Linked DNA regions of Mus musculus: region 1 is linked to region 2. Evidence: chromatin loops called from intact Hi-C (ENCODE). Cell type or tissue: heart. All regions are shown on one strand. Each heading gives the region's core, and the rest is flanking DNA. Links, peaks and the distances in the headings are about the cores only.

Region 1 (4,394 bases), core at 134-4,133, 1.0 Mb after region 2:
TATGAGTAGGCTCACTTATATGCACTCTAGGCCTGGGACCATTTAGGCCCCTTGTCCATAGGGCCTGGAGAGACTGTTTTACTAACGTTCTTAAAACAAAAACCAACTGAGACTCTCTTGGATTTTATACTAAGGGTGCTAGCCAGTTTAGACAGAAAAATAACAGATGCTACAGCCAAAGCAATGCTCCTAAAAAAATCCTAGGAAATAGGTAAATAAAATGAATATATGTAAAGAAAAATCACAGACCAGCTGCCATGATTTACAGACATGAGTACTATTTCTTAAGTTATACTGAAATGGAAGGAAAGCTGAGTTCACACCACGAGTACGACACAATTTCAATATTTACAAACTTAATCAATGTCAGAGACCAAAGATGTGGATGCAGTGGGAGAAGAAAAATGACTATGTCAATAGATACATGAAAGCCTTGTGGTAAAGTATCTTTAGAACAACAGCTCTAAAGAATGTGACGACAGAAGGAATATACCTCAGAATAATAATGACAAAGAAACACAAAGCTAAAACAAAACGTATAAAAAATGAAAAAAAAAAAGGGAAACTATAATTATTCTACTCTAACCAGGAACAACTCAACATAGTATATCAATTAATCCGCAATTCAAGAGAAAAAAAGTCAACAAAAAGGAAGATCTATGGACCTTAACAAGGGATTTCAATACTGACATTTGCTACATGTTCATAGTCAGCCAGATCCTGCTTTTAGTCTGGATTAAATAAACTTTATTTTCAATGGGCAACAGTCATTTCAGAGTCTCAAAACTAATCAAATACTGAGAATAACCAACTGCTTCCTGTGCAGCCTATAACTGGAAATCTACATTACCACATACAATATTTTCCACAGTGGAATTGTCTAGACTCCTTAATTAAAGAGACACTGACAAATGCAATTTCATGTCTTATACTCTTTCTACTATCACCTGACACCCACACCATACCTTGCTCAATCCCTCAAACATACCTGGATCCTTGGCTATAGTCTCCTCTGTCTTCATCACCCAGGGCTCTTAGTTCTCATTCACAGGTGAGCAGAACTGGCTGAGCAGTGGGAGACCTGCATGTGGGAAAGAGATTCTTCAGAAAGCACCGGGAACGTTTCATGGAACAAAACTGATAGATGCTCACACCTGCCAAAAGGATAGACATAAAGGAAAGAGAAAATATGACAAATGTCTATTTTATTATAAGGATTTCACTTTATTCTGTGAGATGTGGGATTCATTCACATACACAGTTCACACTCAAAGTTGTTTTTCCCTGAACTCTGAGGAAGAGCAAGGGAGACTGCAAGAAAATTATTCTGACCTACAACATTCAGACTGTTGCACTCCTCCTAAGTGAGGTCTCTGAACAAAATCCTGAGTGCAGGGTCTAGGCATTTCTACTTCTGTAAGAAGTCCACGGTCAACCAATCATGAAATGAAAACAAATCAGTTAAGGTACATGTGCATGGACACAGTGCTTTTTTTCTAATGTAAATGAGCAATCATAATTATTAAAAAAGTGCTAATTTTGTGTTAATTAAAACTGAGTTTTCTAGCTAAAAAAAAAAAAAAAAAAGATTAGCAAGATGTAATTCACATGCATACTAGGCTGGCCAAGACCTTATTAGGTCTCAAAGAAACTCTGGATAAACTGCTAACTCGGGTGCCCATTAACATATCTAATAGGAAGGAAAGAGAATATGTTCATATTGGTGAAATCAGCCAATTCTACCCAGATTAGAATATATTAAAAGCAAATTTATTGGGAAGCTGGTCTTGGTTGAGTTCACTGGCCCCAATGATTGATGCCAGGGGAGTTGCCATAGGAGTGGAGGGGGAGCATGGGAGAAAGAGCAGGCTTATAGAGAGAAGAAAAGGGGGAGGAGGAACAGAAGGAAGGAAGAGGAGAAAGAGAAGGAGGAGGAGGAGTGTTGTGGGAAATACTAAAAAACAAACTGGCACGTTCCCACAGTTTTGCCTCTGCCCTGGCGGGCTGACTTGCATGCACTGGCTTGCAACGGCCGACCTTTTATCTCATGGAGATTGTGATTAAGAGCTCCAAATTCTCTCAATCCAGCTCCATAGATTCCCACTGGTGGGTCCCACTGGCAGGATGTTACCAGGCCAACCCTGTGCTTCAAATCTCCCACATCCTTTGTGATGCTCATCTGGCAAACCCACGCTTTGCCAATGTACCTTTCTCTCTTGAACCTAGGCGATCCGTGGTGTGGAGGAAAATGCAATACAAACTTAGTTCAGAAACAATGATAACTCAATCTCTGGGTGCAACCCTGAAAACCTAAACTTGTAAGCCTTATTAAAATCCGATTCTTCTGGTGGTTGATCCTTGCAGATCTGCCAGGATACAGAGAAACTCTAGCAGCTACATCTTACCCATATGCTGTCCTGGTTCCAAAAGGGCCTGACTCTCTCCTGTTTCCTCTCTTCCTCTGTCCAACCCAAAAGTCCCCTGTACTTACCCAGTGATTTTCTCATTAGGGGATTGGTTCACAAGAACAGCACCAGGCCCATCCACAACAGAGGAGGAGGAGGAGGAGGAGGAGGAGGAGGAGGAGGAGGAGGAGGAGGAGGAGGAGGAGGAAGAGGAGGAGGAGGAGGAGGAGGAGGAGGAGGAGGAGGAGGAGGAGGAGGAGGAGGGAGGAAAAGTAGAGGAAGAGGAGGAGGAGAAAACCAAAATATCTGGATTTTATAAGGAAGAGCCTCTAGTGGAAGGGCAACCTAGTTGCTGGGCTGAAAAGTTAGGATTGAGGGCAGGGCCTCTCAGGTTGGCAGAACCCTGAGGTCAGGTCTGCTTTAATATGTAAAGTATGCACCTCAGTCCATTGTCCTGGGATCCAAAACCAAACAGTATCAAAGGGGACAGACAACTTTGGCTAGGTATTTTCTTGGCTGCTGCTTCCTCTCTTGCCCCCGACTCTCTCTTCCCTTCGTTTCTTTTGTTCAACTCCTCTCTCTTTCCATTCACATCCTGGTTCACTCTGGACCCTTACTTTATTAGTCAGTCAAGTCTACACTAGTCATCTTATTACTACTTCCTACAAAACTCTCTGTGGATTCCTATTTCCTTGGCCAAAGGCATAGGCAAATGATGAATGGGGGAGTTAAAATGCAAGGATGAATTTGAATTCAAGCTTTGTAACTGCTGTAGTAAAGACAAATCCTTGTGCAAACTACACATACTGCAAATGCCCTAAGATATAAGGTTGGAAACTACTCTTGTTAGCATTCCTCCTAGGCTCTACCCCACAATTACCTGGCAATAGCCACATAGGTCTGGCTTAATATACAAGGGGCTGTTTGGCCACTACTCACTTTCTTATTGTCTCTAACCCTTCTCTCCCTGAACCCTTTCCTCCTTCTCTCCCTGCCCCCTTCTCTCCATGTGTTCCTGGCAGGCCTCTTCTCCCTTCTACACTTCTATCCCTCTAGCCCCACTCCCTTCTCAACTCTCTTTCCCATGTCCTAAATAAACTCTATTCTATTCTATACCTGTCATATGGCTCTATACTACATCTGTTGTATGGCTATACTTAAGAGGGAAAGGATGCCTCAGCATGGGCCTGCTGAGGGCTAAGGCACCCTCCCACCTCAACACAGCTGGAGCTATCAAACATATCCTTGGCCCTTTCTCTTTTTTATAAAACACAACAACTTTAGCATCCATAAGATAAATGGAAAATCATGTTAAACCCCAAGTCACACGATCTCAACCTAATTGACAATAATAAGATATTCCAAATAGAATTGTGAGAGCTGAGAGCTGCTTCCTTAGGAGCAGCTGTTGGAAACACAACCCTGCTTCCCTTCTGCCCTTTTCCCAGTACCTCATTTCCTCTGACTTGGGAGGTTCCAGGGCCACCCAGCTGTGGTTCTTGCTGCAGCTCAGCTGTGTGCTGACTTTCCTCCCATAGCTAGGAAACTGCATCTTTGAATAGTCTGGGAGTTTCTAGACAGAACCAGGCCTGGGTAAAATGTCTGCAGTTAGGGAACACATGGCTTACCCAGGTAGTAAAGGGAATGGAGGAGTTTCCTATCACTCTAGCCTGGATTTTTGGAGCAGCTCTCCTAGACCTCCACAACACAACCCTATTACAGAAGCTCTGAACTTTTTCAGGCTGGAGTCTTTCTCTTCCTTAATTACCTCTGTAGAGTCCATCCAACTACTTTCTTTTCCTCTTCATTCTTCTGGTCTAAAATAGTATCCCTGCCACTTGGAGACCATTCTCTCCTACTGAGATACAGGCAGCCTGCCACACAACTCCAGCCACCAGTCTCCTTTGGACTTTCTCCATATAGACTACCCATACACTTTCTGACAGCCTAGACCTGTACTGGATCTAGTAGGGCACTGTATCGCAATAT
Region 2 (4,394 bases), core at 192-4,191:
TTTTATTCTTTTTTTTTATTCTTGTTAGGTATTTTCCTCGTTTACATTTTCAATGCTATCCCAAAGGTCCCCCATACCCACCCCCCCAATCCCCTACCCACCCACTCCCCCTTTTTGGCCCTGGCATTCCCCTGTACTGGGGCATATAAAGTTTGCAAGTCCAATGGGCCTCTCTTTGCAGTGATGGCCGACTAGGCCATCTTTTGATACATATGCAGCTAAAGACAAGAGCTCCCAGGTACTGGTTAGTTCATATTGTTGTTCCACCTATAGGGTTGCAGTTCCCTTTAGCTCCTTGGGTAATTTCTCTAGCTCCTCCATTGGGGGCCGTGTGACCCATCCAATAACTGACTGTGATCATCCACTTCTGTGTTTGCTAGGCCCCGGCATAGTCTCACAAGAGAGAGCTATATCTGGGTCCTTTCAGCAAAATCTTGCTAGTGTATGCAATGGTGTCAGCATTTGGAAGCTGATTATGGGATGGATCCCTGCATATGGCAATCACTAGATGGTCCATCCTTTCGTCACAGCTCCAAAAAATTGTCCATTCTTAAACTGAACCTAGAGTCTTGTGTCTCTGTCTCCAATTACCTTCCTTGCTAGGCCCTGTTGATGTCCAGCTGTGTTGCCCACGGCATAACTGAATAACATTTACTATTTCATAATATCCTAAAATGTAATCATTAATCATAAATATGACTATGTCAATGTCACTAAAAATTTAGTGTTTTTCAGCATAAGAGATAAAGGATACAAATTTAAAATCAAAAAAGTAAATAAAACCTTATTTTTTAGTTTTCATAATTCACATAAATTGATTAGAAATGCCAGTAAGCCCATTACCAATCACAACCTAGTACTAATTAATTAAACTTACCCTCTTCTTGTACTTGTTAAGAAATCCAGTGCTTCCTACAATGTTTAACCTAGGGCAGTTCAAAGTAAGACTAGAAAACTTTACTATATCTGAAAGGAGAGGAGACAGGCAAGAGGATGTTTTTTCCAAAAGATCTGTTAAATCAAAAATGGTCCAAGAAGGCACTGTTTGGAATTCCTCTCCATAGCCTCTCCTGAGTTCCCCAGTTTTCTGTTGATTGGTTTCAGAAACACATAAAGTACAGTATAGAAGAGTTCATATAAAGGAAAGAAACTGAAGAATGGCCAGAGAGATCATAAAAGAAAATACACTCACAAAGAATAGACAATGGTACCATTGTGCCAAACTCTTTTAGTGAGGTAGCGTATAAACTGAAGTTTCTAAGCCAGACCATTTGGATTAACTCTTATGGGATGAGGCAATGGTATGGCTGTCTTTTGAGGGTTACACCATAGACCTTTGACTGGCCCGGAGGTCACTATGTAGACCAAGATGATGTCAATCTCAGAAAGATGACAAGTTTTTGCTTCCTGAGTTTCATGATTGAAAGCATGTGCACTTTCACACATGGCTATGCCTTCTGTTCGTTATCACAAGACCAAGTGTTTCCTATTCAGGGCCAGAGATATGTGATCTGCATCATTACTTAGGAACGCCTACTCTCTGTGAGGGGGGGGGGGTTGTTTGTTTGTTTGTTTGTTTATTTCCACTCTCTGTGAGGGTGCTTTCTCAATTTTCTCTCTAATTGGAGAGGAAGAAGGGGGAAGGGAGGAATGGAGGTGTGGGGGGGAGGATGATGGAGGAGGGGAGAGGCGAGGGGAGTCGAAAGGAGAAAACAAAAATCAAGTATAGAAATAGCCACGCTTTAACAACCTTGATAGCATCTAACAACCCCGCTATGCCCACCTTCTTCCCTTTCATATTTTCAACCTTAAGGAGAAAGGATTGTGATAGTTTTATATTCGCCTTCTAAGTGAATCACAGCGCCCAAGCTCATTATGAGGCAGAGGTCCATCCTCAAAAAACTTTCGACCTTGTTCATTTTTTACTAGCTACCTAGAAGCTCCCCGGCAGGATGAAGACTCGCTCTGGCCGCTCTATTTCTTCCGGGTAAGGGGGGTGGGTAATAAAGCCTTGAACGCCAAGAGCCCCAGAACCGCATCCTAGAAACCAAGCAAGGCAAATCTCCCTACTTAGGAGTCCCTCCTTTACAGAGACCGGTATAGCAGAACCAGACAAGCATGTCCTTCATTACGTCACGCATAGCTCCCAAGACTCCAGCTTAAGTCTTCTCCGCCTCTCCCCAAGGGGCCATCTTAGCCACCTCCCACCCTCGACTCTCATTGGCAGCTAGACCTGCTTGTTCCCGTGGTTGCTAGCAGCGACGTAGGCGGGCACAATCTTGGTCACTAAGATACTTCACTTCCGGTTCCTCTCGTCCTTCGGGAAAAACATCTCATTCGTCCGGCCAATGGTGAATGAGAAGTAGGCGGGACTTGGTTGGTTCAGACCAAACAGACGCGAGCTTGTGCGGCAATGGCGGCGGGACGGCCCCTGTAGGGCGGCTCGGGCGCCCCCACGTCCGCTTTGCGTCCTTTCCCCGGCACCGCCCCGCCCGATCCCGGATTCCGCCTGGAGCTCGCTGCTGCCTGATAGAAACGCCAGGGAGCCAAGATGGCAGCTGCCGACGGTGACGATTCGCTCTATCCTATTGCGGTGCTCATAGATGAACTCCGCAATGAGGACGTTCAGGTACGGGGATCCTTCCGTTAGAGTGTGTGGGGGAGATCGGGGACGGGGATCTTCGCGGAATGTGGGAGCGATGGCTCCGGGTTCTCCGGGAGTGGCGGAAAGCAGCGGCAGCCAATCAGAATTCAGGTCTCATCTTTCTTAATAGCAAGGTTCGATGAGATGGCAGCCTTCATTGGGTGCCCGGCCAAGCGGAGGGCAAGCCTCGAGGGTCCTACCTGAGTGCGCGCGGCCGCCCCAGATCTGGGCCTGGGCGGCCCGAGATAGGGTGGCGGTCTTGTTGCCGCCTGCCAGTCGGTGATTGGCGGCGGACTCAGAATGGCTCTTTGTAGAGAATCGGCGGGGGCGCGTGACCTGCTGAGTAGAAACCCTCAGGGGTCCTGGCGACCCGGGTAGAGTTCCCATTGCTTTTAATGTTTTCGTTTTAACTGGAAGGAGTGGGGACTGATATTGGGATTGGGGACTGATACCGAGATTTCTGTCCATTCTTCACCGACCTCCACCTTGTATTTTGGGTTAGCTCTCCTGAAGGAGGAGGAAGGAGGCGGTGAAAGTATCCTCTCCTGAGATTTAACTAGCCGTAGCTGGGGTGGGTAACGTGCACAGACCCACCTGTTCTCCGACCTGGTCCCAAGCCGGCCTGCCAAGAGAGTTGATAGTTCTGGTTCATGGGAGAAGAATGAGCCAGGACCCCAGAGTTGTCGGACTGCTTTGGATTTGAAAAAGAGGTCAGACCTCAAGGCCGCATCCTCTCACCTGAGGATGACCTTGTGTGCACATTATTTCATCGCCCCTGGCTTCTGTTTTCTACAAATAGCGGCTAATAATAGTCCTGGTTTCCCTCGGTGGCCGAGGAAAAGTAGTAAAATGAAACTGGCTGTATGTAAAGGCTCTATAAATGTTAGCAATTATTTTGGGGGTGTGGCTATTGTGGCACTGTGCTACAGCCCTCTGCTTTTCCTTTTATATAGAATTGTTCATGCTGCACTCAGTCACCTTCCTGAACCTGGGCCTATCCTCTAAGTCTTACGTATTTATGTGTGACTCTGGTTCCATTGTTGGCAAGACTGGATTTGTACTCCTGGATCTTGCAATTTTTGCAAATTGACTCAGGCAGTCTGTGTTTCTCTTCTGTTAAATGGGAATAATAATCTGGTTTTGGGTATACTGAATGAATTTATTTGCATATGTTCTGTAAACACATGCAAAGCATGAGGAATGTTATTGGGTCATAAAGGAGACCAGAGCTTGGTATAGTGGTGCATGCATGCTAGCAATCCCAGCACTCAGGAGGCAAAGGCAGTGTCAAGGCTAGCCTGGTGACACTGTATCAAGAAAGAAGCAGTCTGGTTGCTGTACAAAGGCTAGATGTGAAACAGGTAAACAGAACTAAATCTGCATATTACCACATGTAAGAAAGAATGAGACTTGTCAATGTTGAAAGAGTGAATCAGCAAGTGTTTGCTGGGCCTTTCTTCAGAGTGGTATTTTGGATAGTTGAAGAACAAAAGAACAAAACTTGCCTTAAAGGAATTAACCTTTTAGTGAGTGGTCACAGATAAATAGGCATTATGTTGACTATGGAAAATTTTAAGGAGAAAATAAGAAATGTAGAGTAAGCATGGGAAAGTCTTGTTGAAATTTGAAACAGTACCTGCTTGTTGAAGGAGCCATTAGATTCTGGGCAGAGTGTGTAACCTCTAGACAGTTGGGTGAGGAATTAGGCTAGTTGAGGGAGGCTCCTTCTAGGATGTAAAGTTTAAAAAGT

The links. A loop is a pair of places that touch in the nucleus more often than their neighbours do. Peaks named below come from ENCODE experiments on the same cell type or tissue, not always from the same donor. Only the 100,000 strongest peaks of a DNase experiment are listed, where the experiment ranks them.
Region 1: it touches region 2 in a loop (4-fold over the local background); 2 of 42 quality-filtered maps call a loop at or near these places.

Annotation. Positions count from the first base shown.
Region 1 is chr17:21,952,900-21,957,293 of GRCm38, forward strand. Zfp942 (zinc finger protein 942) reads right to left here. Exons shown (of 6, transcript NM_001199048.1): 2 at 989-1,154. Among named protein-coding and RNA genes, the nearest start is that of Zfp942, 7.4 kb to the right of the region's middle. In heart, for the core only: no CTCF peak of the experiment used is centred there; no DNase peak of the experiment used is centred there.
Region 2 is chr17:20,942,955-20,947,348 of GRCm38, forward strand. It overlaps Ppp2r1a (protein phosphatase 2, regulatory subunit A, alpha), which reads left to right and starts at 2,500. Exons shown (of 15, transcript NM_016891.3): 1 at 2,500-2,629. The coding sequence starts at 2,552. In heart, for the core only: a CTCF peak has its summit at 2,526; DNase peaks (open chromatin) are centred at 2,337 and 2,717; H3K4me3 peaks cover 2,934 bases; H3K27ac peaks cover 2,795 bases.